Linked DNA regions of Homo sapiens: region 2 is linked to region 1. A link is an interaction called in ENCODE POLR2A ChIA-PET data of the cell type or tissue named here. Cell type or tissue: IMR-90. All regions are shown on one strand. Each heading gives the region's core, and the rest is flanking DNA. Links, peaks and the distances in the headings are about the cores only.

Region 1 (15,730 bases), core at 4,061-12,060:
TTTTTCCCCCTGTAATTGTGGTTTGAAGAAAGTCAGTTTATGTCCTATTGAGTTTCTCCTAGACTGGATTTTGCCCTTTGCATCCTGTGATGTTGCTGGAAATAGTCCTCCTTCTCTTCTTTAAAGGAGCAGCTCCATCTAGAAGCTTGGTCAGATTCTGGTTCAATTTTTATGGCAAGAAAACTTTCTGGGTAGTTGGTGCGTATGTCTGTGTGCATAGGCTGCAAACATCTGCTTGCTTCTGTGCTGTTCTGTGGACCACTGGATTCGGGTGTTGTTATGAAGTTCTTTGTCAGGTTTTCTCCTGATGGTTTTAGCGGATAGCAATGGCCATTGCCTTAATCTTTTTTTTTTTTTTTTTTTTTTGAGATGGAGTCTTGCTCTGTCGCCCAGGCTGGAGTGCAGTGTTGCGATCTTGGCTCACTGCAACCTCCGCCTCCCAGGTTCAAGCGATTCTGCTGCCTCAGCCTCCTGAGTAGCTGGGATTACAGGTGCGTGCCACCATGCCTGGCTAATTTTTGTATTTTTTTTGGAGAGATGGGGTTTCACTATGTTGGGCAGGCTGGTCTTGAACTCCTGACCTTGTGATCCACTTGCCTCGGCCTCCCAAAGTGCTGGGATTACAGGCGTGAGCCACCGCGCCCGGGCTTTTTTTTTTTTTTTTTTGAGAGGGCGTCTCCCTCTGTCACCAGGCTGGAGTGCAGTAGCACGATCTCGGCTCACTGCAACCTCCACCTCCCAGGTTCAAGTGATCCTCCTGCCTCAGCCTCCTTAGTAGCTGGAATTACAGGCACACACCACCACACCCAGCTAATTTTTGTATTTTTAGTACAGACAGGGTTTCACCATGTTGGCCAGGATGGATTTTTTTTTTTTTTTTGAGATGGAGTTTCACTCTTATTGCGCAGGCTGGAGTACAATGGCATGATCTCAGCTCACTGCAACCTCCGCCTCCTGGATTCAAGTGATCCTCCTGCCTCAGCCTCCAGGGTAGCTGGGACTACAGGCATGCGCTGCCATGCCTAGCTAATTTTTATATGTTTAGTAGAGATGGAGTTTCACCATGTTGGCGAAGCTGGTCTTGAACTCCTGACATCAGGTGATCTGCCTGCCTCAGCCTCCCAAAGTGCTGGGGTTACAGACGTGAGCCACCATGCCTGACCTGGTTTGGTATTTTGTTAAACAGAACCAAAGGCCAGACAGATTTTCTGTGCTTGGATTTAGTCTATATTGGAAGTACCTTGAGGCTGAAGGCACGTGGCTGTGAGCACGACACAGGAAGATACAGATTTGCTGAAAAGAATAGTGAACATAAAGCAGAAGCCAGAACTGCTGATGGCCGTCAGCCCGGTCCCTCCATTCCACCTGACGGTGCAGCAAATTCTGCCGACTTGCCAGAGAGGCAGCTCCAGGAGGGAGAAGCTGCTGTGCTTTCCTGAAGCAGCAAATGTGTTTTCTGCTGAGCAACCAAAACCAAGATCCCAGCCAAGACCCACGATTGCCCAGATCCACCCTCCCTGAAAGGAACTTGGGCAGTAATGCCCAGTCCTAGGCAGTTGCTGAAATCTTTGCCTTTTATTTTCTTTTTTGAGCTGGGATCTTGCTCTGTCGCCCAGACTGGAGTGGAGTGCAGTGGCACAGTCATAGCGCCATGTAGCCTTGGACTCCCAAGCTCAAGAGATCCTCCCGCCTCAGCCTTACAAGTAGCTGGGACTATAGGTACACGTCACCATGCCTGGCTAACATTTTCTATTTTTTGTAGAGATGGGGTATTTGTTGCCAAGGCTGGTCTAGAAGTCCTGGGCTTGGCCGGGCACAGTGACTCACGCCTGTAATCCCAGCACTTTGGGAGGCTGAGGCAGGCGGATCACGAGGTCAGGAGTTCAAGACCAGCCTGGCCAATATGGTGAAACCCTGTTTCTACTAAAAATAGAAAAATTAGCTGGGCGTGGTGGTGTGCGCCTGTAATCCCAGCTACTCTGGAGGCTGAGGCAGGAGAATCGCTTGACCCCAGGAGGCGGAGGTTGCAGTGACCCAAGATTGTGCCACTGTACTCCAGCCTGGGCGACAGAGACTCCGTCTCAAAAAAAAAAAAAAAAAAAGGAAAAGAAAGCCTGGGCGTAAGGATCCTTCTGCCTTGACCTCCCAAGTGCTGGAATTGCAGGCATGAGCCATTGCACCCGGCTTTTTTTTTTTTTTTTCTTTGAGACAGGCACTTGCACTGTTGCCTAGACTGGAGTGCAGTAGCGGGATTAGAGTTCACTGCAGCCTCAACCTCCCAAGCTCAAGCGATCCTCCCACCTTACCCTTCCTGAATGGATGGGGCCACAGGTGTGTACCATCACACGTAGTTAATTTTTAAACTTTTTCAGAGACGGGGTTTCTCCATGTTGCCCAGGCTGGTCTTGAACTCCCGGCTTCCAGTGATCCTCCTGCCTCAGCTTCCCAAAGTGCTGGGATTACAGGCATGAACCACTGCACCCAACCTTTTTTCATTCCCTTAACGAAACCTTTGGATGAACAAAAATTCTTAATTTCAGTGAAGTTCAGTTTATCGACTTCAATTTATACATTTTATAAAGTTTATGAATTTTTTTTTTTTTTTTTAGACGGAGTCTTGCTCTGTCGCCCAGGCTGGAGTGCAGTGGCTATACCCAGGTGTGATCATAACTCACTCCAGCCTCAAACTCCTGGGCTCAAGGATTCCTCCTGCCTCAGTCTCCAGAGTAGGTGGGACCACAGGCACATCCACCACACTGGCTAATTTTTTTTATTTGTAGTGGAGACTACGTCTTACTGTTTGCCCAGGCTGGTCTCCAACTCCTGGGTTCAAGTGATCCACCTCATTCTCCCAAAGCGCTGGGATTGTAGGAGTGAGCCACTGCACCCAGCCTGTCTGCTAATATTATGTTTAAGAGTTCTGAATCTTTTTTTAAATTTTTTAAAATTTTTAATTTTTTATTTTTTTTGAGACAGTCTTGCTCTGTCGCCCAGGCTGGAGTGCAATGGTGCAATCTTGGCTCAATGCAACCTCCGCCTTCTGGGTTCAAGCGATTCTCCTGCCTTAGCCTCCTGAGTAGCTGGGATTACAGGTACACGCCACCATGCCTGGCTAATTTTTTTGTATTTTTAGTAGAGATGGGATTTCACCATGTTGGTCAGGCTGGTCTCGACCTCCTGACCTCGTGATCCTCCTGCCTCCACCCCCCAAAGCGCCAGGATTCTAGGTGTGAGCCACCACACCTGTCCTGAATCTATATTTATGAGAGACATTGGCCTTAAGCTCTCTTTTTTTTTTTTTTTTTTTTTTTTTGAGATGGAGTCTCGCTCTGTCACCCAGGCTGGAGTGCAGTGGCGCAATCTCGGCTCACTGCAAGCTCCGCCTCCCGGGTTCACGCCATTCTCCTGCCTCAGCCTCCCAAGTGGCTGGGACTACAGGCGCCGGCCACCACGCCCGGCTAATTTTTTGTATTTTTAGTAGAGATGGGGTTTCACCGTGTTAGCCGGGATAGTCTCAATCTCCTGACCTCGTGATCCGCCTGCCTCGGCCTCCCAAAGTGCTGGGATTACAGGCGTGAGCCACCGCGCCTGGCCAAGTTCTCTTTCTTATAATGTGCTTTGTTGTCAAGATGATGCTGACCTCATAAAATATGCTGGGAGAGTGTTTCCTCTGTTTTATGGCCTGAAGAGTTAGTGTAGGAATAGAATCATTTCTACATTGGAAGAATTCACTAATTGATGTCTTCTGGACCTGGAATTTTAGTTTTTGGAAAGTTTTAAACTATGGATTAAAAATTTTAAATAGGCCGGGTGTGGTGCATCATGCCTGTAATCCCAGCACTTTGGGAGGCTGAGGCAGGTAGATCACAATGTCAGGAATTTGAGACCAGCCTGGCCAATATGGTGAAACACCGTCTCTACTAAAAATAAAAAAATTACCCGGCATGGTGGTGCATGCACCTGTAGTCCCAGCCACTCGGGAGGCTGTGGAAGAAGAAACTCTTGAACCCAGGAAGTGGGGGTTGCAGTGAGTCGAGATCGTGCCACTGCACTCCAGCCTGGGTGACAGAGCGAGACTCTTATCTCAAAAACAAAAGGCTAGGCGTGGTGGCTCACACCTGTAATCCCAACACTTTGGGAGGCCCAGGCGGATGGATCATGAGGTCAGGAGATTGAGACCATCCTGGCTAAGACGGTGAAACCCCGTCTCTACTAAAAATACAAAAAATTAGCCAAGTGTGGTGGTGGGCACCTATAGTCCCAGCTACTCAGGAGGCTGAGGCAGGAGAATGGCGTGAACCCAGGAGGCGGAGCTTGCAGTGAGCCGAGATCGCGCCACTGCACTCCAGCCTGGGAGACAGAGCAAGATTCCATCTCAAAAAAAAAAAAAAAATTTAAATAGTTATAGGACTACAGACGTTTTAAATTTCCTCTTGTGTCAGTTTAGAAGGTTGTATTTATCAGGAATGTGTTCAGTTCATCTAAATTTTCAAATGTGTTGCTGTGGAATTTTTCATAATTATCCTCTATCTTTTTTTTTTTTTCTTTTTTTCTGAGACGGGGTCTCACTCTGTCGCCCAGGCTGGAGTGCAGTGGCACGATCCTGGCTCACTGCAACATCTGCCTCCCAGGTTCAAGCAATTCTCCTGCCTCAGCCTCCTGAGTAGCTGGGACTACAGGTGCCCGGCTAATTTTTGTATTTTTAGTAGAGATGGGGTTTCACCATGTTGGCCAGTGTGGTCTCGAACTCCTGACCTCAGGTGATCCACCCACTTTGGCCTCCCAAAGTGTTGCGATTACAGGCGTGAGCCAACATGCCCAGCCCAAGGAGGTGACATCTTGAGGGGACACCTTCGGGGTGGACAGGTTGAGTCTCTGTCACCTAGGAAGTGCCTCCCCTTTTACCACTGTATTATCTGCGGTTAGCACAGTGCAAACATGGAGGCCTCTTTCTGTCCCTATCCAGCCCTGGCTCTGGGAGTGGTGGGCTCGCGACTTAGGCCTGTCTGCCTGATTTCCTGCAGAGCCCCCCTCCATGCGCCTGAAGGCCCGACCCAGCAGCCCTGGCTTTTCCGTGCTTACCTGCAGCGCCTTCTCCTTCTACCCTCCGGAGCTGCAACTTCGGTTCCTGCGGAATGGGCTGGCCGCTGGCACCGGCCAGGGTGACTTCGGCCCCAACAGTGACGGATCCTTCCACGCCTCGTCGTCACTAACAGTCAAAAGTGGCGATGAGCACCACTACTGCTGCATTGTGCAGCACGCGGGGCTGGCGCAGCCCCTCAGGGTGGAGCTGGGTGAGGTCCCGCCAGGTGGTGATGCTCCTGGTTTCCCGTTGCCTTGTCTCACTGCTGCGCCGGTCCTTCCTGAGTCTGACCTTCCTCCCCACTGCTGCCACCTCCTTGAATCTGACTGCCTTGAACCTCACGCCTGTCAGTGCCCCCAAAACCTGATGGCTTGTCCTTCCCAAGGCCAACTGCCTTCCGTCTCCTGCTGCTTCTGGCCTCACTGAGTCTGAAGAGCTGTTAACTACCATGGCCAGTCCTCCCTGAGTCTGACCATCTTCCATCCTGCTGCTGCTGCTGCTGCTGCTGCGGGTCTTCCTGGAATCTGACCATTCGTTGTCTGCTATGCCCGTCCTCACCAAGACTGACTGCCTGCTGCTTTGCTACTGCCCGGGCCCATGAGACTGACTTCCCACTGCTCTGCCTGCCTCTCCCCACTGCACTGGCACAGCCCCGCCTTGCCGCTGCTGATCCATTGCCGGTGTGACCGCGGCCGCTCGTGCTGTAGCTGGTTCTTACGTCCAACCTGGGGGCAGTCTGCCCAGATCGCCTGCCTGGCCTCGCCTCTGCCCATCAGACACTTGGTGCTGGAATCTCCGAGGCTGGGAGGGACTGGGAGCGCCCCAGTTCTGTGTCCTGACTGGGTGGGGTGGAGGGGCTGCTCCACATCTCACAGCGTTCTCTGGCTGCAGAATCTCCAGCCAAGTCCTCCGTGCTCGTGGTGGGAATCGTCATCGGTGTCTTGCTACTCACGGCAGCGGCTGTAGGAGGAGCTCTGTTGTGGAGAAGGATGAGGAGTGGGCTGCCAGGTGGGGGGCAGCGGGAGGAAGAGCCTCTGAGAGAGGGACAGAGACCCCAAGAGAGGGGCACACAGACCTGGGAGGACAGAGACCCAGAGAGGGGGGACAGAGATCAGAGAGAGGTGGAGACAGAAACCCAGAGATGGGAGAACAGAGGTGCAGAGAGAGGGGGACGGAGACAGAGACCCAGAGACGGGGGAACAGAGACCCAGAGGGGACAGAGAGAGGTGCGGACAGAGGGAGGGGGAGACAGACCCAGAGGAGGGAGGCAAAGATGTAGAAAGAGGGGGGACGGAAAATTGGGAGAAGGGGAGACAAAGGCCCAGAAGGAAGGGGATAGAGACTGAGGAAGAGTGTGTGAGACACACACACAAATGGGGGACGCCAGTCAGACCCAGAGCGCCTCAGAGATTCTGATGACCTCTCCCTCTCTCTCTCTCCTCAGCCCCTTGGATCTCCCTTCGTGGAGACGACACCGGGGTCCTCCTGCCCACCCCAGGGGAGGCCCAGGATGCTGATTTGAAGGATGTAAATGTGATTCCAGCCACCGCCTGACCATCCGCCATTCCGACTGCTAAAAGCGAATGTAGTCAGGCCCCTTTCATGCTGTGAGACCTCCTGGAACACTGGCATCTCTGAGCCTCCAGAAGGGGTTCTGGGCCTAGTTGTCCTCCCTCTGGAGCCCCGTCCTGTGGTCTGCCTCAGTTTCCCCTCCTAATACATATGGCTGTTTTCCACCTCGATAATATAACACGAGTTTGGGCCCGAATCAGTGTGTTCTCATCATTTTTCAGGCAGGGGAGGTAAGGGAATAAGTCGGGGGACTGAATGGCGGCTGGGCCTCGGATCTCTCCTACAGGTAACATGCTGCCACAGGGGAACCTGCCAGTTTTATACATCAGGTCATGTATTTTCTTTTTCTTTTTCTTTTTTCTTTTTTTTTAGACGGAGTCTTGCTCTGTTGCTCAGTCCGGAGTCCTGTGGCGCGATCTCGGCTCACTGTAAGCTCCGCCTCCCTGGGTTCACGCCATTCTCCTGCCTCAGGCTCCCGAGTAGCTGGGACTACAGGCGCCTGCCACCATGCCTGGCTAATTTTTTGTATTTTTAGTACAGACGGGGTTTCACCATGTTAGCCAGGATGGTCTCGATCTCCTGACCTCATGATCCACCCGCCTCTGCCTCCCAAAGGGGTGGGATTACAAGTGTGAGCCACCGCGCCCGGCCTAAGGTCACTTTTTTTTTTTTTTTTTAAGACAGAGTTTTGCTCTTGTTGCTCAGACTGGAGTACAATTGCGTGATCTCAGCTCACTGCAACCTCCGCCTCCCAGGTTCAAGCAATTCTCCTGCCTCCCAAGTAGCTGGGATTACAGGCATGCACCACCACACCCGGCTAATTTTTTGTATTTAGTAGAGACGGGGTTTCACCATGTTGGTCAGGCTGGTCTGGAACTCCTGACCTCAGGTGATCCACCTGCCTCAGCTTCCCAAAGTTCTGGGATTACAGGCATTGAGCTACTGTGCTCAACCTGAGGTCATGTATTTTTAATTCATAACTTTTACAAATATTTACTGGATGACTGCCATGCCAGGCATTTTGAGGAATTCTTGGCTACTGTCTGACCACCTGAATCCTTGGAGCCGAAGAGGAGCGAGGAGCAGTGTTCACTCTTGGAGGAAATGGGATATTTCCTCCGGCCCCTTGATTCTGCTCTCCCTTTTCTTTTCTTTTCTTTTCTTTCTTTTTTTTTTTGAGACGGAGTTTCGCTCTTGTTGCCCAGGCTGGAATGCAATGGTGCGATCTCGGCTCACCACAACCTCCGCCTCCCAGGTTCAAGCAATTCTCCTGCCTCAGCCTCCCAAAGTAGCTGGGATTAAAGACATGCGCCACCACACCCGGCTAATTTTGTATGTTTAGTAGAGATGGGGTTTCTCCGTGTTGATCAGGCTGGTCTCGAACTCCCGACCTCAGGCGATCCGCCCGCCTCGGCCTCCCAAAGTTCTGGGATTACAGGCGTGAGCCACCGCGCCCGGCCTTTTTTCTTTTCTTTCGTTCTTTTTGTTTATTTTTGTTTTGTTTTGTTTTGTTTGGTATAGAAGTGTTGGAACGTACACCTCTTTCTTAAACCATCCTGACAAAGGGAAAGGGAAAAATACATTTCCCGTGAGGCGTTGTGACTAGAACAGCTGGAGGTGGACGGCAGAGTGCCGCGACGACTGCCAGGAGTTGTAGTTCTCCCCGGCCGCGTCACTGCGGTGTCGCCCACCCTTCTTCCCCGGGCAGGCCGCGGTTTCCTTTGTGGACGTGGCGAGGAGTGCCCGCGGCACCCCGTGCACTCATTGGCCCCGCCCCGTGAGACGCTCGTGCGAGCTCATTGGGCGGGGGGCGGGGCTCTGCGCTGCCAGAGGCGGGGCCTGACTGGAGAGCGGCCGAATTGGGCACATTTGCGGGAACGCAGAGCGGAGCGTGGAGAGCGGAGCGAAGCTGGATAACAGGGTAAAGGGAGTGGGTGGGGGGCCTCTGTCCAGGGAGGGCGGCTCGGGTCGAGGACCAGGGTCCGGACTGGGAGCAATGACGGGGAGCCTGCCTGACCTCTCGCTGGCCACAACTATGCCCTGCACCTTGCGTGGGATGTGCGCCACGTCTGTCTCTGTAATTCCCCCTGGCAGGTCTGGGACCCCCCTGAGACTCCGTCAGAAGATTCGGTCCTCCCCATAGGTGGCTTTACCTCTAAGCATCCCGCCCTCTTTTCCCCCATCGCCCGCCCTTTTTGAGCCCGAAAGCTTGCAGCCAACTTCCAACTCCCTGTCCTGTCCTAGGTAACCCCTCCACCCCGCCATTCTCCTATCCCGTGTCTGTCCCCATCCCTGTGACCCCTGACCCCTGGCCTTTGCCACTCCCCAGGGACCGATGATGTGGCGACCATCAGTTCTGCTGCTTCTGTTGCTACTGAGGCACGGGGCCCAGGGGAAGCCATCCCCAGACGCAGGCCCTCATGGCCAGGGGAGGGTGCACCAGGCGGCCCCCCTGAGCGACGCTCCCCATGATGACGCCCACGGGAACTTCCAGTACGACCATGAGGCTTTCCTGGGACGGGAAGTGGCCAAGGAATTCGACCAACTCACCCCAGAGGAAAGCCAGGCCCGTCTGGGGTAAGAGAGACATTCGGTTGGGGCGTGTCCAGAGGTGGGGCTTAGGAGAGAGACGCGGGGGTATCGACAGGGGTCAGAGAAATGGCGTGGACTGAACTTCATTTCTTTGTGAGAAATGAAATTCTACCTTCTATCCTTGGGAAAAAGAAATTAAGTTAAAATTGAGGCCTAAAGAGGACCTTTGAGACCGGGCGTGGTGGCTCATGCCTGTAATCCCAGCACTTTGGGAGGCCAAGGCAGGCCGATCACTTGAGGTCAGGAGTTCGAGAACAGCCTGGCCAACATGGTGAAATCCCGTCTCTACTAAAAATACAAAATTAGGCAGGCGTGGTGGTGGGCACCTGTAATCCCAGCTACTCGGGAGGCTGAGGCAGGAGAATCGCTTGAACCTGGGAGGTGGAGGTTGCAGTGAGCCAAAATTGCACCACTGCCCTCCAGTCAGGGCGACAAAGTGAGACTCCGTCTAAAAAACAACAACAACAATAAAAAAGAGGACCTTTGAGGGCAGCAAAATCTGGGTTAGATTCTGCCCCCTAAGCGCTCCTTATTCTTTTGTCCCAGACATCTCCCCTCCCCAAGCCTCAGTTTCCTGCTCTGTAAATGGCAGGGACTGGTGTGGAAAATGAGGTTTGGCCTTTAAGGAGCCCGGCCAGTGCAGGAGAGTGGCAGAGCCCTGAGTTTCAGGGTGAGCTGGGTGGAATGGAGCCCTGTCCACCCTCTCCGTCCAGGCCTGAGCGCAGGGGGGCGCGATGGGAGCAGCCGCCTTCTTCTGTGCATCCTCCTGACACTGATTGAGCCTGCAAAGGTTTATCGAGCACCTGCTATGTGCCAGGCACTGCTCTAGGTGCTGAAGTCACAACAGCTAACACATCTGTCCTCCTGAAGTTTACACTGTGGTGAGGGAAACAGCAAGAAGTCAATAAGTAGAAAGTGGATCAAATAGAGATAAATGCATCCAAGAAAGATAAAGCAAGAGAGTCAGAAAGTGTGGAGGGGAGAGGTTGTTGGTGGGGGGGAGTTGCAATTTTTATTTATTTATTTATTTATTTATTTACTTATTGAGATGGAGTCTCGCTCTGTCACCCAGGCTGGAGTGCAGTGGTGCGATCTCGGCTCACTGCAACCTCCACCTCCTGGGCTCAAGCAATTGTCCTGTCTCAGCCTCCCAAGTAGCTGGGATTACAGGCGCTAGCCACCACGCCCAGCTAATTTTGTATTTTTATTTTTTATTTTTATTTTTGTTGTTGTTGTTTTTGAGATGGAGTCTCGCTCTGTCACCCAGGCTGGAGTGCAGTGACGTGATCTCGGCTCAGTGGAACCTCCGCCTCCCGGGTTCAACCAGTTGTTCTGCCTCGTACTCCCTAGTAGCTAGAGTCCTAGCTACAAGTGAACGCTACAAGTCCTAGCTACAAGTGAACGCCTCCACATCCAGCAAAGTTTTTTTTCTTTCCTTTTTTTTTTTTGGAGACAGAGTGAGACTCTGTCTCCCGGGCTAGAGTGCAGTGGCGTGATCTCAGCTCATGCAACCTCTGCCTCCCAGGTTCAAGCAATTCTCCTGCCTCAGCCTTCCGAGTAGCTGGGACTATGGGTGCACGCCCACACGCCCAGCTAATTTTTTTTTTTTTTTTTGTATTTTAGTAGAGATGGGGTTTCACTGTGTTGCCCAGGCTGGTCTCGAGCTCCTGAGCTCAGGCAATCCGCCCGCCTTGGCCTCCCAAAGTGCTGGAATTAATGCGTGAGCCACAGCACCCAGCCCAGGCCCAGGTAATTTTTCTTTTTTTTCTTTTTTTTTTTTTTTTGAGACGGAGTTTTGCTCTTGTTGCCCAGGCTGGAGTGCAGTGGCGCAATCTCGGCTCACCACAACCTCCGCCTCCTGGGTTCAAGTGATTCTCCTGCCTCAGCCTTCCGAGTAGCTGGGATTACAGGCATGCACCACCATGCCCGGCTAATTTTGTATTTTTAGTAGAGATGGGGTTTCTCCATGTTGGTCAGGCTGGTATCGACCTCCTGACCTCAGGTGATCTGCCCACCTCGGCCTCCCGAAGTGCTGGGATTATAGGCATGAGCCACCGCACCCGGCTGGAGCTGCAATTTTAAACAGGGAACTTGGACAAGGCCTCCATGAGAAGGTGGTATGTGGTATTTGAGCCATGTGGGTATCGGAGTGAATAGCATTCCAGGCAGACAGAACAGTTAAGTGCAAAGGCCCTGAGGCAGGAGTGGGCTTGGAGTGTCAGAGCAACAGTTCTGAGGCCCGTGTGGCTGGAACTCAGTGAGAAAGGGGAGAGAGTGGGAGGTGAGGGCAGAGAAGGAGCAAAGGGGTTCAGCATGGTGGTTCATGTGTGTGATCCCAGCACTTTGGGAGGCCAAGGCTGGGGGATCACTTGAGCCCAGGAGTTCAAGACCAGCCTGGGCAACATAGTGATACCCCGCCTCTACAAAACAAATACAAAAATTAGCCCAGCATGGTGGCGTGCTCCTGTAGTCCCAGATACTAGGGAGGCTGAGGAGGGAGGATCACTTGGGCCTGGGAGGTCAAGGCTGCAGTGAGCCAAAATCATGCCGCTGCACTCCAGCCTAAGCAACAGAGCAAGACTTTGTCTCAAAAAGAGAGAGGGCCAGGTGCAGTGGCTCACGCCTGCAATCCCAGCACTTTGGGAGTCCAAAGCGGGCGGATTGCCTGAGACCATGCAAAGGGGGTCAGATCATGCAATGCAAAGCCTTTTAGGCCACGATGAAGATTTAGGCTTTTCTCCAATTGAGAGTAGAACTGAGGGAGGGCATGAGCTGACTTAGGTTTTGAGAGAATCCTGCTGGCTGCGAGGTGGGGAACAGACTGTAGGGAGCAAGAAGCAGGGAGCCCAGTGAGGAAGCGACTGCGATAGTCCAGGTGGAAGACAAGACAAGATGGTGGTCAGATCAGGGTGGAGACAGTGGCAGTGGTCCCCAGGACTGCTGGCTGGGAGATTGTGCTTGGATGGGCATGCATGAAGGAGAAATGGAGGAAGAAGGGCAGTGACAGGTTAGCACATTTAGCTTAGCACTAATGGCAATGCCAGGCATTGTCCTAAGTGCTTTATTATTGTTATTATTATTATTATTTTGAGACGCAGTCTCGCTCTGTCTCCCAGTCTGGAGTGCAGTGGCGTGATCTCGGCTCACTGCAAGCTCCACCTCCCGGGTTCATGCCATTCTCCTGCCTCAGCCTCCCGAGTAGCTGGGACTACAGGCGCCCACCACCACGCCCAGCTAATTTTTTTGTATTTTTAGTAGAGACGGGGTTTCGCCGTGTTAGCCAGGATGGTCTAGATCTGCTGACCTCGTGATCCACCCACCTCGGCCTCCCAAAGCACTGGGATTACAGGCGTGAGCCATGGCGCCTGGCCTTTTTTTTTTTTTTTTTTTTTTTGAGACAGAGTCTCACTCTGTCATCCAGGCTGGAGTGCAACGGCGCGATCTCGGCTCACTGCAAGCTGCGCCTCCCAGGTTCACGCCATTCTCCTGCCTCAGCCTCCCGAGTAGCTGGGACTACAGGCACCTGCCACCACGCCCGGCTAATTTTTTGTATTTTTAGTAGAGACGGGGTTTCACCATGTTAGCCAGGATGGTCTCGATCTCCTGACCTTGTGATCCGCCCTCCTCGGCCTCCAAAGTGTTTTTTGTTTGTTTGTTTGTTTTTGAGACAAGGTCTTACTCTGTTGCCCAGGCTGGAGTGCAGTGGCACGATCTCGGCTCACTGCAACCTACGCCTCCTGGGTTCAAGCAATTCTCCTGCCTCAGCCTCCCGAGTAGTGGATATTACAGGCATCCACCACTGTGCCCGGCTACTTTTTGTATTTTTAGTAGAGACGGTTTCACCATGTTGGCCAGGCTGGTCTGGAACTCCTCACCTCAGGTGATCTGCCCACTTCGGCCTCCCAAAGTGCTGGGATTACAGGCGTGAGCCACCGTGCCCGGCCTATTATTGTTATTATTATTTGAGACGGAGTCTCGCTCTGTTGCCCAGGCTGGAGTGCAGTGGTACTATCTCGGCTCACTGCAACCTCCACCTCCCAGATTCAACCAATTCTCCCGCGTCAGCCTCCAGAGTAGCTGGGATTTCAGGTGCGTGCCACCATGCCCTGCTAATTTTTGTATTTTTAGTAGAGACAAGGTTTCACCATGTGGACCAGGCTGGTCTGGAACGTCTGATCTCAAGTGATTCGCCTGTCTTGGCTTCCCAAAGTGCTGGGATTACAGGCGTGAGCCACCGCGCCTGTCCTGTCCTAAGTGCTTTACATGGCCTAACTCATTTATTCCCCACAACCGCCCTTTTGGGGTAGGTACCGTTTTTTCTTCCTCCGTTTTACAGAGGGGTAACTGAGACACAGAGAGGTTAAGTCACTTGCCCACAGTCACACAGCCAGTAAGAGGAAGTGGCTGGATTTGGACCTAAAATGTCTGGCTGTGGAGCCCAAGCGCTTAACAACACCAGGAACCTCAGAGAAGGGTGTGATTCCGGGGACAGAGTGGGGCCCTAGACAGACTGGAGCAGAGACCGCCTGGTGCGGGAGGTGGGGCGGTGACTCAGGCAGGCCTGGAGAGGGCTCTGCTGTCTCGGATTTTCGACTTTAGGGAGGGGGCCGCGGGGGCCTAGGGACGGTGACAGGGAGGAGGGCTCCAGGTAGTCTCTGTTAATTAGAGATTGGGAGAGGACCGGCCTGGCAAGGCGTCACCAAGGGAGAGGAGAGGGGCCCGAGAGCTGATAGGCGTGGCCCAAGAGAAGGGGAGAGATGGAACCTAAAGTGGCTTGACATGCGACAGGGAGGGGCACAGGAGCCCGGAGGAGCATGGGGAGGGGCAGAGGGAGACTGAGCCCCCGGGGTTGCGGGTGATGGTCCTCAGGCAGTGCCTGATTCAGCCGGGAGCAGGCAGGGGAAAGCCACGGGGCTCAGCACAGGGCAGGGCTGGAGGGAGAGGAGCCTGAAATTGACACGCGCAGCCTGGTAAGGGGGAGGGGCATGGGGCGGGTCGGGGCCTGAGACAGCGGGGGATCGGGGGTGTGGCCGTGGCTGTCTGGGTTCAGAGTCAATCTTGCAACAGGGCCCCCTTGGCAAGGGTCACAGTGCGACGCCGCGCTCCCCTTCACCACCCCAGCTCGGCCCAGCGAGAGGTGCAGCACGTGCAGGCCGAGGGCGGGGCCGGCGCGGAGAGGGTGGCCCTGCATCGTAGTAGGTCCCTCCCCCGCAGTGCTCCCAGCAGGCCCGCTCGTTCTGGAGAAGGGCGTGACTCGACCTGGGGGTGGACCCTAGGCTGAGGGGTAGGGTCCTCCGGTGGGCTTGGTCCCGAAATTGACCCGCGCCCCTCCCCAGTTAGCCCGCGGACCGTGGACTGTATTTTCAGCCCCGGATCCGAAGTGTCCCAGGGGGCGTGGCCCGTGCGAGGGGCGGGGCCTGGGGGCGGGACCAGAGCCTGACGTGTGCCCGCCCCGGCTTCTAGGCGGATCGTGGACCGCATGGACCGCGCGGGGGACGGCGACGGCTGGGTGTCGCTGGCCGAGCTTCGCGCGTGGATCGCGCACACGCAGCAGCGGCACATACGGGACTCGGTGAGCGCGGCCTGGGACACGTACGACACGGACCGCGACGGGCGTGTGGGTTGGGAGGAGCTGCGCAACGCCACCTATGGCCACTACGCGCCCGGTACGCGGCGAGCCCCCGACCCTGCTCCCCATACACCGTGACCCTGACCTTCTGGACCGCCTCATTCTGAGAACCCTGAACCCATTTACCCGGAGTCCCTGGCCCCTAACCAGGCTCTACCCACTTTTAGGAGCCCATAACTGTGAGATCTTCAGTTTCTCACCTCTGGCTTCTCTTTTTTGTTTTTCGTCTGCTTATTTTTCTGGTATTTAGCTGCATGCTAAAAACGATCTTTTTTTCAAACATGAAGTCACAATTAGGTGCTAAAAGCCACTGAACGCACCCAAACAGGGACTTGAAACCTGGGCCCTCAAATTAAAAGTCCAATGCTCTACCAACTAAGCTACCCAGGTTCCCTTCAGGGCTTTCATTCTGGGACTCACCACCTCTGTGACAATATGACTAGGGTACTTGAGATCCCTGGCCAAGGACACCTACTTTCCATGCCTTGTCATCCTGACCCCTAACTTCTGTGACCTCTCATCCTGAGAACCCCAAAGCCAGTTACTCAGCCCCTGACTCTCAGATCCCTCCTTTCTGTCCCAAGTCCCAGCCTCAGTGCCCCACACCCTGCCACACACACAGCCCTCATTCTCTCCCTCCTCTCCTCTCTGTCCCTGGCCCCAGCCTCCCCGTCCAGTCTGTCCTCCACAGGGCTCCGGGGGCGGGGTTCTTCATGCCCAGCACTGACTCTGCCCCTCCCTCCCCCTCCTGGGCCCCCAGGAGACGGTCCCACTCCCCAGCCGGGACGTTTCCTCCTGTGGCTTTGTTTTTCTGCATTTTCTGCACCAAATGGATTTTCTGTGGTTTTCCTGAA
Region 2 (15,730 bases), core at 7,507-15,506, 480 kb before region 1:
CTACTGATAATACCAAAATTAGCTGGGCGTGGTGCTGCGCTCCAGTAATCCCACCACTTTGGGAGGCCCAGGCGGGCGGATCATGTGGTCAGGGGATCGAGACCTTCCTGGCTAACACGGTGAAACCCCGTCTCTACTAAAAATACAAAAACTTATCTGGGCTTGGTCGCGGGCCCCTGTAGTCCAAGCTACTTGGAAGGCTGAGGCAGGAGAATGGAGTGAACCTAGGAGGGGGAGCTTGCAGTGAGCAGAGATCACGCCACTGCACTCCAGCCTCCACGACAGAGCGAGACTCCATCTCAAAAAAAAAAAAAAGAAAGAAAGAAAGAAAAAGAAAACAGGGTGGAGATGGAGGATGACCTCCAGCTCAGGAGGTGTCCATGGTCTGGCCTTCTGTGGGGGAAGGAAGGCCACATGATCGGTGTGGCCCAGGTGGCAGGGCCTCAGCCTTCTAAGCCGAGCTCCCTCTTCCTCCCTCTGACGTTGGCACTGGCAGTGCAGGTGGGGCGGGGTGGGGGGCGCGGCTTGGGGACCTGAATGGGATGAATGGGCCGAGGGGGATGTCATCTCTTCCATCCTCCTTCATCCACTGCCTCTCCCTTCCCCTCCTCCCCCCTCCCCTCCGTCCATCTGCCTCCCATCCCAGCTAGGACCTGGGTAGAAAAGGGGCCTCTGGAAAGGGGACGGGGCCTTGACTCTTGGGTACCCTGCACTTGAAGAGGAACTCTGGGAAGGGGTTGTTCAGAGATTTGGCCCCTTCCCCATCTGGCTGTATAACCTTCCTGTGCTTTTCTTCTGCTAGCCGGTTACCCCTCCCTCTCCTGAGATGTCAGGAAAGAGGGGGCCACCTGCGTCCTCCACAGTGGTCCCCGAAGCCTGGGGTTCCCAGCCCCAGAGCTCCGAGGTGGAGGGGGTGCTACAGCTCTGGTGACCACTGGTTGTTTCCCAGTCTTCTCCACGCCAACCTTTCCCAGAACCACAGGCTTCCAGAATGTTGTAGGGAAACTGCAAAATCCGCGCCTCCACCAGCCTCTCCCAGCGCCAGGTCAATTTCACACACAGGGAAACTGAAGCCTGCCTCAGAGGGGCAGCGTTTTACCTCCTTAGTGGCAGTTTTGAGGTGAATCGGGGTCTCCCTAGGATTCCAGGTTGTGCACTTTCTCTAAATTGTGGAATGTGGCCAGGCGTGGTGGCTTGAGTCTGTAGTCCCAGCTACTCAGGAGCCACAGCAGGAGGATGGCTTGAGCCCAGGAGTTCAAGTGCAGTGGGGAAACATAGGGAGACCTCGTCTTAAAGCAATTTGTTTGGGGCCAGGCGTGGTTTCTCAGGCCTATAATCCCAGCACTCTGGGAGGCCAGGGCAGGAGTATCACTGGAGGTTGGGAGTTTGAGACCAGTCTGGCCAATGTTGTGAAACTGCATCTCTACTAAAAATACAAAAATTAGCAGGGCACGGTGGCAGGCGCTTGTAATTCCAGTTACTCAGAAGGCTGAGGCAGGAGAGTCACTTGAACCCAGGAGGCAGGCGCTACAGTGCGCCGGGATTGTGCCACTCTACTCCAGCCTGGCCAGACAGAGTGAGGCTCTGTCTCAAAAAAAAAAAAGAAAAAAAAATTGGGCCGGGTGCAGTGGCTCATGCCTGTAATCCCAGCACTTTGGGAGGCCGAGGAAGGCAGATCACAGGGTCAGGAGATCAAGACCATCCTGGCTAACATGGGGAAACCCCGTCTCTACTAAAAAATACAAGAAATTAGCCAGGCATGGTGGCGGGCGCCTGTAGTCCCAGCTACTCGGGAGGCTGAGGCAGGAGAGTGGTGTGAACCTGGGAGGCGGAGCTTGCAGTGAGCCGAGATTGAGCCACTGCAGTCCAGCCTGGGTGACAAGTGAGACTCCCCCTGAAAAAAAAAAAAATTGATTGGAACATCCTCCAGGATGCAAGACTCTCGGTTCCTTAGAGTTCTACAGGAAGGATGGCAGAGTGCAGTCGCCCAGAGGTGAAGTCCCATCTCTGCCATTTGTTGGCTGTGTGACCGGGCACAAATCATTACTTTCTCTGATCCTGTATTTTACCATCTGTTGCTATTGAGTAATAGTAGTTGACTATTATGTATTTTTATTTATTTTTATTTTTATTTTTATTTTTGTTTGAGACAGAGTCTGGCCCTGTCACCCAGGCTGGAGTGCAGTGGTGCGCTCTTGGCTCACTGCATCTCTGCTTCCGGGGTTCAAGCGATTCTCCTGCCTCAGCCTCCTGAGTAGCTGGGAGTACAGGTGCCCACCACCACACCCAGCTAATTTTTGTATTTTTTTTAGTAGAGACAGGGATTCACCATGTTGGCCAGGCTGGTCTCAAAGTCCTGACCTCAAGTCATCCACCCGCCTCAGCCTCCCAAAGTGCTGGGATTACAGGTGTGGGCCATAATGCCTGACCTGTAGTTGTTGAATATTTACTATTAATCTACAAGTTGGGTGTTATGCAAGTCCTATATATGGAGTCCCCCAAACTTCTAGAGCAAGGGCTTCCCCATAATCCTGGCAGGCAGGCCTCCCCTGGGGTTCCCAACTTCTGACCCCACTGAAGTGTTTATCCTCTTCTCTAATCCCAGCCTCCTTTTCCCTGTCTCCATGTGCTCTGAGAGGTGCTCTGAGAGATGCTCCCGCTCCCCCAGACTCCCTCTACATCCCCCTCATTTTCTTCCTCTCCAGTGTGTCAATGGGGTCCTAACCCCACCCTCGACATTGTCGCCTTTTCCTGATCCAAAGTGGGACCTTCTTTTCCCCTGAGTGGTCCTGCCTAGGGGTGCCGCTGCCGGGCCCCCTCTGGTCTTCCTGCTGGAGACTGGGGCCTTTCGGGAGTCAGCAGGCGCCCGGGCCAACCGCAGCCAGCGAGGGGTGAGCAATACTTCACTGGCGAGTCATCAGGGTGAGGCTGGCCGTGTGTGATGCAGTCACTGGCTGGGTGACAGACCCCCGGACCGCTGTGGACTCAGGTGTGCTGGAGGTGGAGGTGTTGGGCGAGGTGCCTGCAGCTGGCGGCAGTTCCCTCTGCCAACACTTCTTTGTCACCTGCTTCGAGGCCAATAACTCTGAAGAAGGTGGCCCAGGGGTAGGTGGAGGGGCTGCCGCAGGGTGTGGACCGGGGGGCACTGGGTGTCTGAGTGCAAGGCCAAGCAGTCCTATGTGCGGGCATTGACCGCTGATGCCCAGGGCTGTGTGGACTGGTGATGGATTCAAATTGGCACTGCCTGTGTCTGCACACTCCTCAGCCGGACTGGCCGGGCCTGAGACTTATACCCAGGAACTGGTCAGGCAGAAAAAGAACAGAGCTGGATGCTGAGAGACCTCAGGGTTGGCCCAGCTGCTCTACGGACCCCAGTTTGGGAACTCATCAAATCATCACAAAATCACAACTCTCTGAATTTGAGCTCAATCTCTGCAGGATGGGTGCCACCACATGGGGTTTTGAAGGTTGAATAGGAGTTCTCCTGGGGGAACTTGAGGATAATCATGATGATGATGATAATAATAATAGGCACTATTTACTGAGTGTTTACTCTTTCTTAGCCATAATACATAACTCCTCGGATCAACTCTCATGGATTTGATCATTGGTGACCTTTGGTGTTAAGTTGCTGACTGCTCAGTCACAGAGGACACCACCTTCCTCATCCTGGGGAGTGGGAGGGCACATTTCACGATGTGCATGGGGGAGGAGAGAAACTGGAACATGCAAGCAGATGGCCAGGGGACCTTGAGAACATGGTCTACAGAAGGCCTTTCAGTATCTGGGAGCTGGGGTTCAAATGAGAAATCTTACTTGGTGAGAGTGGGCAGGGGTCGGCTTAGAATATTTTGTTTTGAGATAATGAGCTACCGATCACAGGGGGAGTTTAAGCAAGGTTCAATGAGAAGCGATCAAGATGCTGCACAGTTCAGCCCTGGGTGGGGAGCTCAAGTCAGGTTTCTAGCCCTCTTCCCTGTGCCAACCTATACCCTACATTGGGAAAGAAACAGACCTTAAAATTGTCCAGCTTGATGGCATCGCGGGGAAGGGACTAAGTCCAGATAATGTCCTCTGAGGCTTCGGCCCCGTGGGCAGGACACACCTCCTGCGGGCCTATTCAATAATCAGTTAAATCACCTGAAGCACACGCATTTCCGGGGACCGCTCCGGGCATCCTGGCTTGAGGGTAGAGTGGGCGGAGGTTCCTAAGGGAGAGGTGGGGCTCGGGCTGAATCCCTCGTTGGGGGGCATCTGGGTCAAGTGGCTTCCCTGGCAGCACAGTCACGGGGAGGCCCTCTCTCATTGGGCAGAAGCTAAGTCCGAAGCCGCGCCCCTCCTGGGAGGTTGGACTGTGGTGCAGGAAAGCCTCAAGTAGAGGAGGGTTGAGGCTTCAATCCAGCACTTTGCTCGGGTCACGGCCTCCTCCTGGCTCCCAGGACCCCACCATAGGCAGAGGCAGGCCTTCCTACACCCTACTCCCTGTGCCTCCAGGCTCGACTAGTCCCTAGCACTCGACGACTGAGTCTCTGAGATCACTTCACCGTGGTCTCCGCCTCACCCTTGGCGCTGGACCAGTGAGAGGAGAGGGCTGGGGCGCTCCGCTGAGCCACTCCTGCGCCCCCCTGGCCTTGTCTACCTCTTGCCCCCCGAAGGGTTAGTGTCGAGCTCACCCCAGCATCCTACAACCTCCTGGTGGCCTTGCCGCCCCCACAACCCCGAGGTATAAAGCCAGGTACACGAGGCAGGGGACGCACCAAGGATGGAGATGTTCCAGGTAAGACTGCAGGGCCCCTGGGCACCTTCCACCTCCTTCCAGGCAATCACTGGCATGAGAAGGGGCAGACCAGTGTGAGCTGTGGAAGGAGGCCTCTTTCTGGAGGAGCGTGACCCCCAGTAAGCTTCAGGTGGGGCAGTTCCTAAGGGTGGGGATCTGAAATTTTGGGGCATCTCAGGTCCTCTGGGCTGTGGGGTGGGCTCTGAAAGGCAGGTGTCCGGGTGGTGGGTCCTGAATAGGAGATGCCGGGAAGGGTCTCTGGGTCTTTGTGGGTGGTGTACCACGCGGGATGGGAAGGCCAGGACTCGGGGCTGCGGTCTCAGACCCGGGTGAAGCAGTGTCCTTGTCCCAGGGGCTGCTGCTGTTGCTGCTGCTGAGCATGGGCGGGACATGGGCATCCAAGGAGCCGCTTCGGCCACGGTGCCGCCCCATCAATGCCACCCTGGCTGTGGAGAAGGAGGGCTGCCCCGTGTGCATCACCGTCAACACCACCATCTGTGCCGGCTACTGCCCCACCATGGTGAGCTGCCCGGGGCCCGGGCAGGTGCTGCCACCTCAGGGCCAGACCCACAGAGGCAGCGGGGGAGGAAGGGTGGTCTGCCTCTCTGGTCAGGGGCTGCGGAATGGGGTGTGGGAGGGCAGGAACAGAGGGCTTCCCGGACCCCTGAGTCTGAGACCTGTGGGGGCAACTGGGGAGCTCAGCTGAGGCGCTGGCCCCAGGCACATGCTCATTCCCCCACTCACACGGCTTCCAGACCCGCGTGCTGCAGGGGGTCCTGCCGGCCCTGCCTCAGGTGGTGTGCAACTACCGCGATGTGCGCTTCGAGTCCATCCGGCTCCCTGGCTGCCCGCGCGGCGTGAACCCCGTGGTCTCCTACGCCGTGGCTCTCAGCTGTCAATGTGCACTCTGCCGCCGCAGCACCACTGACTGCGGGGGTCCCAAGGACCACCCCTTGACCTGTGATGACCCCCGCTTCCAGGACTCCTCTTCCTCAAAGGCCCCTCCCCCCAGCCTTCCAAGTCCATCCCGACTCCCGGGGCCCTCGGACACCCCGATCCTCCCACAATAAAGGCTTCTCAATCCGCACTCTGGAGGTGTCTTTCTGTGGGCTCAGGGCAATCACACACACACAGGATGGGTCCAGCTTCCAAACCATTTTATACAGAGTCACAGTACAGAACTCTGGTAGAAAACAGGGTGGACGGCTAGGCGCGGTGGCTCACGCCTGTAATTGTCGGAGGCTGTGGTGGGTGGATCAGCTGAGGTGAGGGGTTCCAGACCAGCCTGACCAACATGGAGAAACCCCATCTCTACTAAAAATAGAAAACATCGTCGAGCGTGGTGGTGCATGCCTATACTCCCAGGTACTTGGGAGGCTAAGGCAGGAGAATCTCTTGATCCTAGGAGGCGGAGGTTGCAGTGAGCCAAGATCCCGCCATTGCACTTCAGCCTGGGCAACAAAAACAAAGCTCCATCTCAAAAAGTAATAATAATAATAATAATAAAATAAAAATTAAAAACGTTCGTCCAGGCGCAGTGGCTCATGCCTGCAATCCCAGCACTTTGGGAGGCTGAGGCGGGTGCATCACCTGAGTTCAGGACTTTGAGACCAGCCTGGCCAACATGGTGAAACCCTGTCTCTACTAAAAAAAAAAAAAAATTAGCTGGGTGTGGTGGTGCGCGCCTGTAGTTCCAGCTACTCAGGAAGCTGAGGAAGGAGAATGACTTGAACCCCGGAAGCATAGGTGCAGTGAGCTGAGATCACGCCACTGCACTCCAGCCTGGGTGACAGGGTGAGACTCCGTCTCAAAAAAAATAAATAAATAAAATAAAATAAAAATAAAAATAGAAAATAGTCCACTACTATTACTCAATAGCAACAGATGGTAAAATACAGGCTCAGAGAAATTAATGATTTGTGCCTGGTCACACAGCCAACAAATGGCAGAGATGGGACTTCAACTCTGGGCAACTGCACTCTGCCATCCTTCCTGTAGAACTCTGAGGAACTGAGAGTCTTGCATCTTGGAGGATGTTCCAATCAATTTTTTTTTTTTTGAGACGGAGTCTCGCTCTGTTGTTGAGACTGGACTGCAGTGGCGCGATCTCGGCTCACTGCAAGATCCGCCTCCCAGGTTCCTGCCATTCTCCTGCCTCGGCCTCCCAAGTAGCTGGGACTACAGGCGCCCACCAGGACGCCTCGCTAATTTGTTGTATTTTTTAGTAGAGACGGGGTTTCCCCGTGTTAGCCAGGATAGTCTTGATCTCCTGACTTTGTGATCCGCCCGTCTCGGCTTCCCAAAGTGCTGGGATTACAGGCATGAACCACTGCGCCAGGCCCAATTTTGTTTGTTTTGTTTTGTTTTGTTGTTTTTGGAAAGGGTGGCATGGAGAAGACTGGGAAACAACCAGTGGTCACCAGAGCTGTAGCACCTCCTTCACCTCTGAGCTCTGCTGGGAACCCCAGGCTTCGGGGGCCACTGTGGAGGACACAGGTGGCCCCCTCTTTCCTGACATCGCAGGAGAGGGAGCAGCAACCGGTTAGGGGAAGAAAAGCACAGGAAGGTTATACAGCCAGGTGGGGAAGAGGCCAACTCCCTGAAAAAACCCCTTCCCAGAGTTCCTCTTCAAGCGCAGGGTACCCAAGAGTCAAGGCCCCGCCCCCTTTCCAGAGGCCCCTTTTCTACTTAGGTGATGGCTCCTGGCTGGGATGGGAGGTAGATGGACCGGGGGTGGGAGGGGTGGAGGAGGGGAAGGGAGAGGCAGTGGATGAAGGAGAATGGAAGAGATGACATCCCCCTTGGCCCATTCATCCCATTCAGATCCCCAAGCCCCCACCTGGACTGCCAGTGCCAACCTCAGAGGGTGGAAGAGGGAGCTCGGCTTAGAATGCTGAGGCCCTGCTCCCTGGGCCACACCAATCGTGTGGCCTTCCTTCTCCCCACGGAAGGCCAGACCATGGACACCTCCTGAGCTGGATGTCATCCCCCATCTCCACCCTCTTTTCTTTTTCTTTCTTTCTTTCTTTTTTTTTTTTTTTTGAGATGGAGTCTCGCTCTGTCGTGCAGGCTGGAGTGCAGTGGCGCGATCTCTGCTCACTGCAACCTCCCGCTCCCAGGTTCACTGCATTCTCCTGCAAGCGCCCACCACCAAGCCCGGATAACTTTTCGTATTTTTAGTAGAGACGGGGTTTCACCGTGTTAGCCAGGATGGTCTCGATCTCCTGACCTCATGATCCGCCTGCCTCGGCCTCCCAAAGTGGTGGGATTACAGGCGTGAGCCACCACGCCCAGCCGTCCACCCTGTTTTCTACCAGAGTTCTGTACTGTGACTCTGTATAAAATGGTTTGGAAGCTGGACCCATCCTGTGTGTGTGTGGTTGCCCTGAGCCCACAGAAAGACACCTCCAGAGTGCGGATTGAGAAGCCTTTATTGTGGGAGGATCGGGGTGTCCGAGGGCCCCGGGAGTCGGGATGGACTTGGAAGGCTGGGGGGAGGGGCCTTTGAGGAAGAGGAGTCCTGGAAGCGGGGGTCATCACAGGTCAAGGGGTGGTCCTTGGGACCCCCGCAGTCAGTGGTGCTGCGGCGGCAGAGTGCACATTGACAGCTGAGAGCCACGGCGTAGGAGACCACGGGGTTCACGCCGCGCGGGCAGCCAGGGAGCCGGATGGACTCGAAGCGCACATCGCGGTAGTTGCACACCACCTGAGGCAGGGCCGGCAGGACCCCCTGCAGCACGCGGGTCTGGAAGCCGTGTGAGTGGGAGAATGAGCATGTGCCTGGGGCCAGCGCCTCAGCTGAGCTCCCCAGCTGCCCCCACAGGTCTCAGACTCAGGGGTCCGGGAAGCCCTCTGTTCCTGCCCTCCCACACCCCATTCCGCAGCCCCTGACCAGAGAGGCAGACCACCCTTCCTCCCCCGCTGCCTCTGTGGGTCTGGCCCTGAGGTGGCAGCACCTGCCCCGGCCCCGGGCAGCTCACCATGGTGGGGCAGTAGCCGGCACAGATGGTGGTGTTGACGGTGATGCACACGGGGCAGCCCTCCTTCTCCACAGCCAGGGTGGCATTGATGGGGCGGCACCGTGGCCGAAGCGGCTCCTTGGATGCCCATGTCCCGCCCATGCTCAGCAGCAGCAACAGCAGCAGCCCCTGGGACAAGGACACTGCTTCACCCGGGTCTGAGACCGCAGCCCCGAGTCCTGGCCTTCCCATCCCACGTGGTACACCACCCACAAAGACCCAGAGACCCTTCCCGGCATCTCCTATTCAGGACCCACCACCCGGACACCTGCCTTTCAGAGCCCACCCCACAGCCCAGAGGACCTGAGATACCCCAACATTTCAGATCCCCACCTTCAGGAAATGCCCCACCTGAAGCTTACTGGGGGTCACGCTCCTCCAGAAAGAGGCCTCCTTCCACAGCTCACACTGGTCTGCCCCTTCTCATGCCAGTGATTGCCTGGAAGGAGGTGGAAGGTGCCCAGGGGCCCTGCAGTCTTACCTGGAACATCTCCATCCTTGGTGTGTCCCCTGCCTCGTGTACCTGGCTTTAAACCTCGGGGTTGTGGGGGCGGCAAGGCCACCAGGAGGTTGTAGGATGCTGGAGTGAGCTCGACACTAACCCTTCGGGGGGCAAGAGGTAGACAAGGCCAGGGGGGCGCAGGAGTGGCTCAGCGGAGCGCCCCAGCCCTCTCCTCTCACTGGTCCAGCGCCAAGGGTGAGGCGGAGACCACGGTGAAGTGACCTCAGAGACTCAGTCGTCGAGTGCTAGGGACTAGTCGAGCCTGGAGGCACAGGGAGTAGGGTGTAGGAAGGCCTGCCTCTGCCTATGGTGGGGTCCTGGGAGCCAGGAGGAGGCCGTGACCCGAGAAAGGTGCTGGACTGAAGCCTCAACCCTCCTCTACTTGAGGCTTTCCTGCACCACAGTCCAACCTCCCAGGAGGGGCGCGGCTTCGGACTTAGCTTCTGCCCAATGAGAGAGGGTCTCCCCGTGACTGTGCTGCCAGGGAAGCCACTTGACCCTGGTGCCCCCAAGGAGGGATTCAGCCCGAGCCCCACCTCTCCCTTAGGGACCTCCGCCCACTCTACCCTCAAGCCAGGATGCCCGGAGCTGTCCCCGGAAATGCGTGTGCTTCAGGTGATTTAACTGATTATTGAATAGGCCCGCAGGAGGTATGTCCTGCCCACGGGGCCGAAGCCTCGGAGGACATTATCTGGACTTAGTCCCTTCCCCGCGATGCCATCAAGCTGGACAATTTTAAGGTCTGTTTCTTTCCCAATGTAGGGTATAGGTTGGCACAGCAAAGAGGGCTAGAAACCTGACTTGCGCTCCCCACCCAGGGCTGAACTGTGCAGCATCTTGATCGCTTCTCATTGAACCTTGCTTATACTCCCCCTGTGATCGGTAGCTCATTATCTCAAAACAGAATATTCTAAGCCAACCCCTGCCTGCTCTCACCAAGTAAGATTTCTCATTTGAACCCCAGCTCCCAGATACTTAAAGGCCTTCTGTAGACCATGTCCTCAAGGTCCCCTGGCCATCTGCTTGCATGCTCCAGTTTCTCTCCACCCCCATCCACATCGTGAAATGTGCCCTCCCACTCCCCAGGATGAGCAAGGTGGTGTCCTCTGTGACTGAGCAGTCAGCAACTTAACACCAAAGGTCACCAATGATCAAATCCATGAGAGTTGATCTGAGGAGTTATGTATTAGGGCTACGAAAGAGTAAACACTCAGTAAATAGTGGCTATTATTATCATCATCATCATCATGATTACTCTCAATTTCCCCCTGGAGAACTCCTATTCAACCTTCAAAACCCCACGTGGTGGCACCCATCCTGCAGAGACTGAGCTCAAATTCAGAGAGTTGTGATTTTGTGATGATTTGATGAGTTCCCAAACTGGGGTCCGTAGAGCAGCTGGGCCAACCCTGAGGTCTCTCAGCATCCAGCTCTGTTCTTTTTCTGCCTGACCAGTTCCTGGGTATAAGTCTCAGGCCCGGCCAGTCCGGCTGAGGAGTGTGCAGACACAGGCAGTGCCAATTTGAATCCATCGCCAGTCCACACGGCCCTGGGCATCAGCGGTCAATGCCCGCACATAGGACTGCTTGGCCTTGCACTCAGACACCCAGTGCCCCCCGGTCCACACCCTGGCGGCAGCCCCCTCCACCTACCCCACGGCTACCTTCCTCAGAGTTATCGGCCTCGAAGCGGTGACAAAGAAGTGCTGGCAGAGGGAACTGCCGCCAGCTGCAGGCACCTCGCCCAACACCTCCACCTCGAGCACACCCAAGTCCACAGCGGTCCCGGGATCTGTCACCCAGACACTGACTGCATCACACACGGCCAGCCTCACCCTGATGACTCGCCGGTGAAGCATCGCTCGCCTCACGCTGGCTGCGGTTGGCCCGGGCGCCTGCTGACTCCCAAAAGGCCCCAGTCTGCAGCAGGAAGACCAGAGGGGGCCCGGCAGCGGCACCCCTAGACAGGACCACTCAGGGGAAAAGAAGGTCCTACTTTGGATCAGGAAAAGGTGACAGTGCCGAGGGTGGGGTTAGGACCCCATTGACACACTGGGGAGGAAGAAAATGAGGGGGATGCAGAGGGAGCCTGGGGGAGCGGGAGCATCTCTCAGAGCACCTCTCAGCACACGGAGACAGGGAAAAGGAGGCTGGGATTAGAGAAGAGGATAAACACTTCAGTGGGGTCAGAAGTTGGAAACCCCAGGGGAGGCCTGCCTGCCAGGATTATGGGGAAGCCCTTGCTCTAGAAGTTTGGGGGACTCCATATAAAGGACTTGCATCACACCCAACTTGTAGATTAATAATAAATATTCAACAACTACAGGTCAGGCACTATGGCTCACACCTGTAGTCCCAGCACTTTGGGAGGCTGAGGCGGGTGGATGACTTGAGGTCAGGAGTTCGAGAGCAGCCTGGCCAACACTGTGAAACAACATCTCTACTGATAATACCAAAATTAGCCAGGCCTGGTGCTGCACGCCTGTGATCTCAGCTACTCGGGAGGCTGAGGCAGGAGAATCGCTTGAACCCGGGAGGGCTGAGATTGCAGTGAGCCAAGATCGTGTCACTGCACTTCGGCCTGGACAACACAGTGAGACTCTCTCTCAAAAAAAATAAATAAATAAGGCCGGGCATGGTGGCTCACACTTGTAATCCCAGCATTGTCGGAGGCTGCAGTGGGTGGATCAGCTGAGGTGAGGAGTTCCAGACCAGCCTGACCAACATAGAGAAACCGCACCTCTACTAAAAATACAAAATATCCTCCGGCGTGGTGCTGCATGCTTATAATCCCAGCCACTTGGGAGGCTGAGGCAGGAGAATCGCTTAATCCCAGGAGGCGGAGTTTGAAGTGAGCCAAGATCGCGCCATTGCACTTCAGCTTGGGCAACAAAAACAAAGCTCCATCTTAAAAAAATAATAATAATAATCATAAAATAAAGATAAAAATTGTTCGGCCGGGGACAGTGGCTCTTGCCTGCAATCCCAGCACTATGGGACGCCGAGGCGGGTGCGTCACCTGAGGTCAGGACTTTGGGACTAGCCTGGCCAACGTGGCGAAACGCTGTGTCTACTAAAAAAATTACAAAAATTAGCTGGGTGTGGTGGTGCACACCTGTAGTCCCAGCTACTCGGGAGTCTGAGGCAGGTGAATTGCTTGAACCCGGGAAGCATAGGTGCAGTGAGCCAAGAGCGCGCCACTGCACTCCAGACTGGGTGACAGGGCGAGACTCCGTCTCAAAAAAAAAAAAAAAAAAAAAGATGAAATAAAAATAAAAATAGAAAATAGCCAACTACAATTACTCAATAGCAACAGAGGGTAAAATACAGGCTCAGAGAAATTAATGCTTTTTGCCTGGTCACATAGGCAGCAAATGACAGAGATGGGACTTCACCTCTGGGCAACTGCATTCTGCCATCCTTCCCGTAGAACTCTGAGGAACCGAGAGTCTTGCATCTTGGAGGATGTTCCAACCAATTTTTTTTTTTTTTTTTTGAGATGGAGTCTCACTCTCTCACCCAGACTGGACTGCAGTGGCTCGATCTCGGCTCACTGCAAGCTCTGCCTCCCGGGTTCAAGCCATTCTCCTGCCTTAGCCTCCCGAGTAGCTGGGACTGCAGGGGCCTGCCACCACGTCTGGCTAATTTATTGTATTTTTTAGTAGAGACGGGGTTTCCCCGTGTTAGCCAGGATGGTCTTGATCTGCTGACCTTGTGATCTGCCCACCTCGGCCTCCCAAAGTGCTGGGATAACAGGCATGAGCCACTGCGCCCGGCCCAATTTTTTTTTGTTTGTTTTGTTTTGTTGTTTTTTTTTTTTTTTTTGAAACAGAGTCTCACTCTGTCTGGCCAGGCTGGAGTACAGTGGCACAATCCCGGCTCACTGTAACGCCTGTCTCCTGGTTTCAAGCGATTCTCCTGCCTCAGCCTTCTGAGTAACTGGAATTAAAAGCACCTGCCACCGTGCCCAGCTAATTTTTGTATTTTTAGTAGAGATGCGGTTTCACGACATTGGCCAGACTGTTCTCAAACTCCCAACCTCCAGTGATACTCCTGCCCTGGCCTCCCAGAGTGCTGGGATTATAGGCCTGAGACACCACGCCTGGCCCCAAACAAATTGCTTTAAGACGAGGTCTCCCTATGTTTCCCCACTGCACTTGAACTCCTGGGCTCAAGCCATCCTCCTGCTGTGGCTCCTGAGTAGCTGGGACTACAGACTCAAGCCACCATGCCTGGCCACATTCCACAATTTAGAGAAAGTCCACAACCTGGAATCCTAGGGAGACCCTGATTCACCTCAAAACTGCCACTAAGGAGGTAAAACGCTGCCCCTCTGAGGCAGGCTTCAGTTTCCCTGTGTGTGAAATTGACCTGGCGCTGGGAGAGGCTGGTGGAGGCGCGGATTTTGCAGTTTCCCTACAACATTCTGGAAGCCTGTGGTTCTGGGAAAGGTTGGCGTGGAGAAGACTGGGAAACAACCAGTGGTCACCAGAGCTGTAGCAACTCTTCCACCTCGGAGCTCTGGGGCTGGGAACCCCAGGCTTCGGGGACCACTGTGGAGGACGCAGGTGGCCCCCTCTTTCCTGACATCTCAGGAGAGGGAGGGGTAACCGGCTAGGGGAAGAAAAGCACAGGAAGGTTATACAGCCAGATGGGGAAGGGGCCAAATCCCTGAACAACCCCCTCCCAGAGTTCCTCTTCAAGTGCAGGGTACCCAAGAGTCAAGGCCCCGCCCCCTTTCCAGAGGCCCCTTTTCTACTTAGGTGATGGCTCCTGGCTGGGATGGGAGGCAGATGGACGGAGGGGAGGGGGGAGGAGGGGAAGGGAGAGGCAGTGGATGAAGGAGAATGGAAGAGATGACATCCCCCTCGGCCCCTTCATCCCATTCAAGTCCCCAAGCCGCTCCCCCCCCACACCTGCACTGCCAGTGCCAACGTCAGAGGGAGGAAGACGGAGCTCGGCTTAGGAGGCTGAGGCCCTGCCCCCTGGGCCACACCAATCATGTGGCCTTCCTTCTCCCCACAGAAGGCCAGACCATGGACACCTCCTGAGCTGGATGTCGTCCCCCATCTTCACTCTCTTTTCTTTTTCTTTCTTTCCTTCTTTCTTTCTTTCTTTTTTTTTTTTTTTGAGATGGAGTCTCGCTCCGTCATGCAGGCTGGAGTGCAGTGGTGTGATCTCGGCTCACTGCAAGCTCCCCCTCCCAGGTTCACTCCATTCTCCTGCCACAGCCTCCCAAGTAGCTTGGACTGCAAGCGCCCACCACCAAGCCGGGATAAGTTTTCGTATTTTTAGTAGAGATGGGGTTTCACCGTGTTAGCCAGGATGGTCTCGATCTCCTGACCTCATGATCAGCCTGCCTCGGCCTCCCAAAGTGGTGGGATTACAGGCGTGAGCCACCGCGCCCCGCCGTCCACCCTGTTTTCTACCAGAGTTCTGATACTGTGACTTTGTATAAAATGGTTTGGAAGCTGGACCCACCCTGTGTGTGTGTGGTTGCCCTGAGCCCACAGAAAGACACCGCCAGAGTGCGGATTGAGAAGCCTTTATTGTGGGAGGATCGGGGTGTCTGAGGGCCCCGGGAGTCGGGATGGACTTGGAAGGCTGGGGGGAGGGGCCTTTGAGGAAGAGGAGGCCTGGAAGCGGGGGTCATCACAGGTCAAGGGGTGGTCCTTGGGACCCCCGCAGTCAGTGGTGCTGCGGCGGCAGAGTGCACATTGACAGCTGAGAGCCACGGCGTAGGAGACCACGGGGTTCACGCCGCGCGGGCAGCCAGGGAGCCGGATGGACTCGAAGCGCACATCGCGGTAGTTGCACACCACCTGAGGCAGGGCCGGCAGGACCCCCTGCAGCACGCGGGTCTGGAAGCCGTGTGAGTGGGAGAATGAGCATGTGCCTGGGGCCAGCGCCTCAGCTGAGCTCCCCAGCTGCCCCCACAGGTCTCAGACTCAGGGGTCCAGGAAGCCCTCTGTTCCTGCCCTCCCACACCCCATTCCGCAGCCCCTGACCAGAGAGGCAGACCACCCTTCCTCCCCCGCTGCCTCTGTGGGTCTGGCCCTGAGGTGGCAGCACCTGCCCGGGCCCCGGGCAGCTCACCATGGTGGGGCAGTAGCCGGCACAGATGGTGGTGTTGACGGTGATGCACACGGGGCAGCCCTCCTTCTCCACAGCCAGGGTGGCATTGATGGGGCGGCACCGTGGCCGAAGCATCTCCCTGGATGCCCATGTCCCGCCCATGCTCAGCAGCAGCAACAGCAGCAGCCCCTGGGACAAGGACACTGCTTCACCCGGGCCTGAGACCACAGCCCTGAGCCCTGGCCTTCCCATCCCCCAGGGTACACCACCCACAAAGACCCAGAGACCCTTCCCGGCATCTCCTATTCAGGACCCACCACCCGGACACCTGCCTTTCAGAGCCCACCCCACAGCCCGA

What was found. ChIA-PET counts read pairs that join two places held together with the same protein. Peaks named below come from ENCODE experiments on the same cell type or tissue, not always from the same donor. Only the 100,000 strongest peaks of a DNase experiment are listed, where the experiment ranks them.
Region 2: POLR2A ChIA-PET joins it to region 1 with 5 read pairs; 1 of 35 experiments calls an interaction of 5 or more read pairs at or near these places.

The regions. Positions count from the first base shown.
Region 1 is chr19:49,519,483-49,535,212 of GRCh38, forward strand. FCGRT (Fc gamma receptor and transporter) reads left to right here. Exons shown (of 7, transcript NM_001136019.3): 5 at 5,025-5,294; 6 at 5,975-6,091; 7 at 6,528-6,946. The coding sequence ends at 6,637. RCN3 (reticulocalbin 3) reads left to right here and starts at 8,521. Exons shown (of 7, transcript NM_020650.3): 1 at 8,521-8,576; 2 at 8,985-9,232; 3 at 14,711-14,913. The coding sequence starts at 8,991. RefSeq lists an enhancer at 8,437-9,015 and silencers at 8,479-8,598, 14,458-14,747. In IMR-90, for the core only: no CTCF peak of the experiment used is centred there; a DNase peak (open chromatin) is centred at 8,369; H3K4me3 peaks cover 1,083 bases; H3K27ac peaks cover 486 bases.
Region 2 is chr19:49,039,448-49,055,177 of GRCh38, forward strand. It overlaps CGB8 (chorionic gonadotropin subunit beta 8), which reads right to left and starts at 9,664. Exons shown (of 3, transcript NM_033183.3): 1 at 9,278-9,664; 2 at 8,758-8,925; 3 at 8,191-8,522. The coding sequence starts at 9,292. The coding sequence ends at 8,208. CGB7 (chorionic gonadotropin subunit beta 7) reads right to left here. Exons shown (of 5, transcript NM_001385261.1): 4 at 15,394-15,561; 5 at 14,827-15,158. The coding sequence ends at 14,844. CGB5 (chorionic gonadotropin subunit beta 5) reads left to right here and starts at 4,401. Exons shown (of 3, transcript NM_033043.2): 1 at 4,401-4,777; 2 at 5,130-5,297; 3 at 5,533-5,864. The coding sequence starts at 4,763. The coding sequence ends at 5,847. It also overlaps the pseudogene LOC100287453 and the pseudogene LOC100287489. RefSeq lists enhancers at 3,738-4,247, 4,248-4,756, 14,651-15,201. In IMR-90, for the core only: no CTCF peak of the experiment used is centred there; a DNase peak (open chromatin) is centred at 11,124.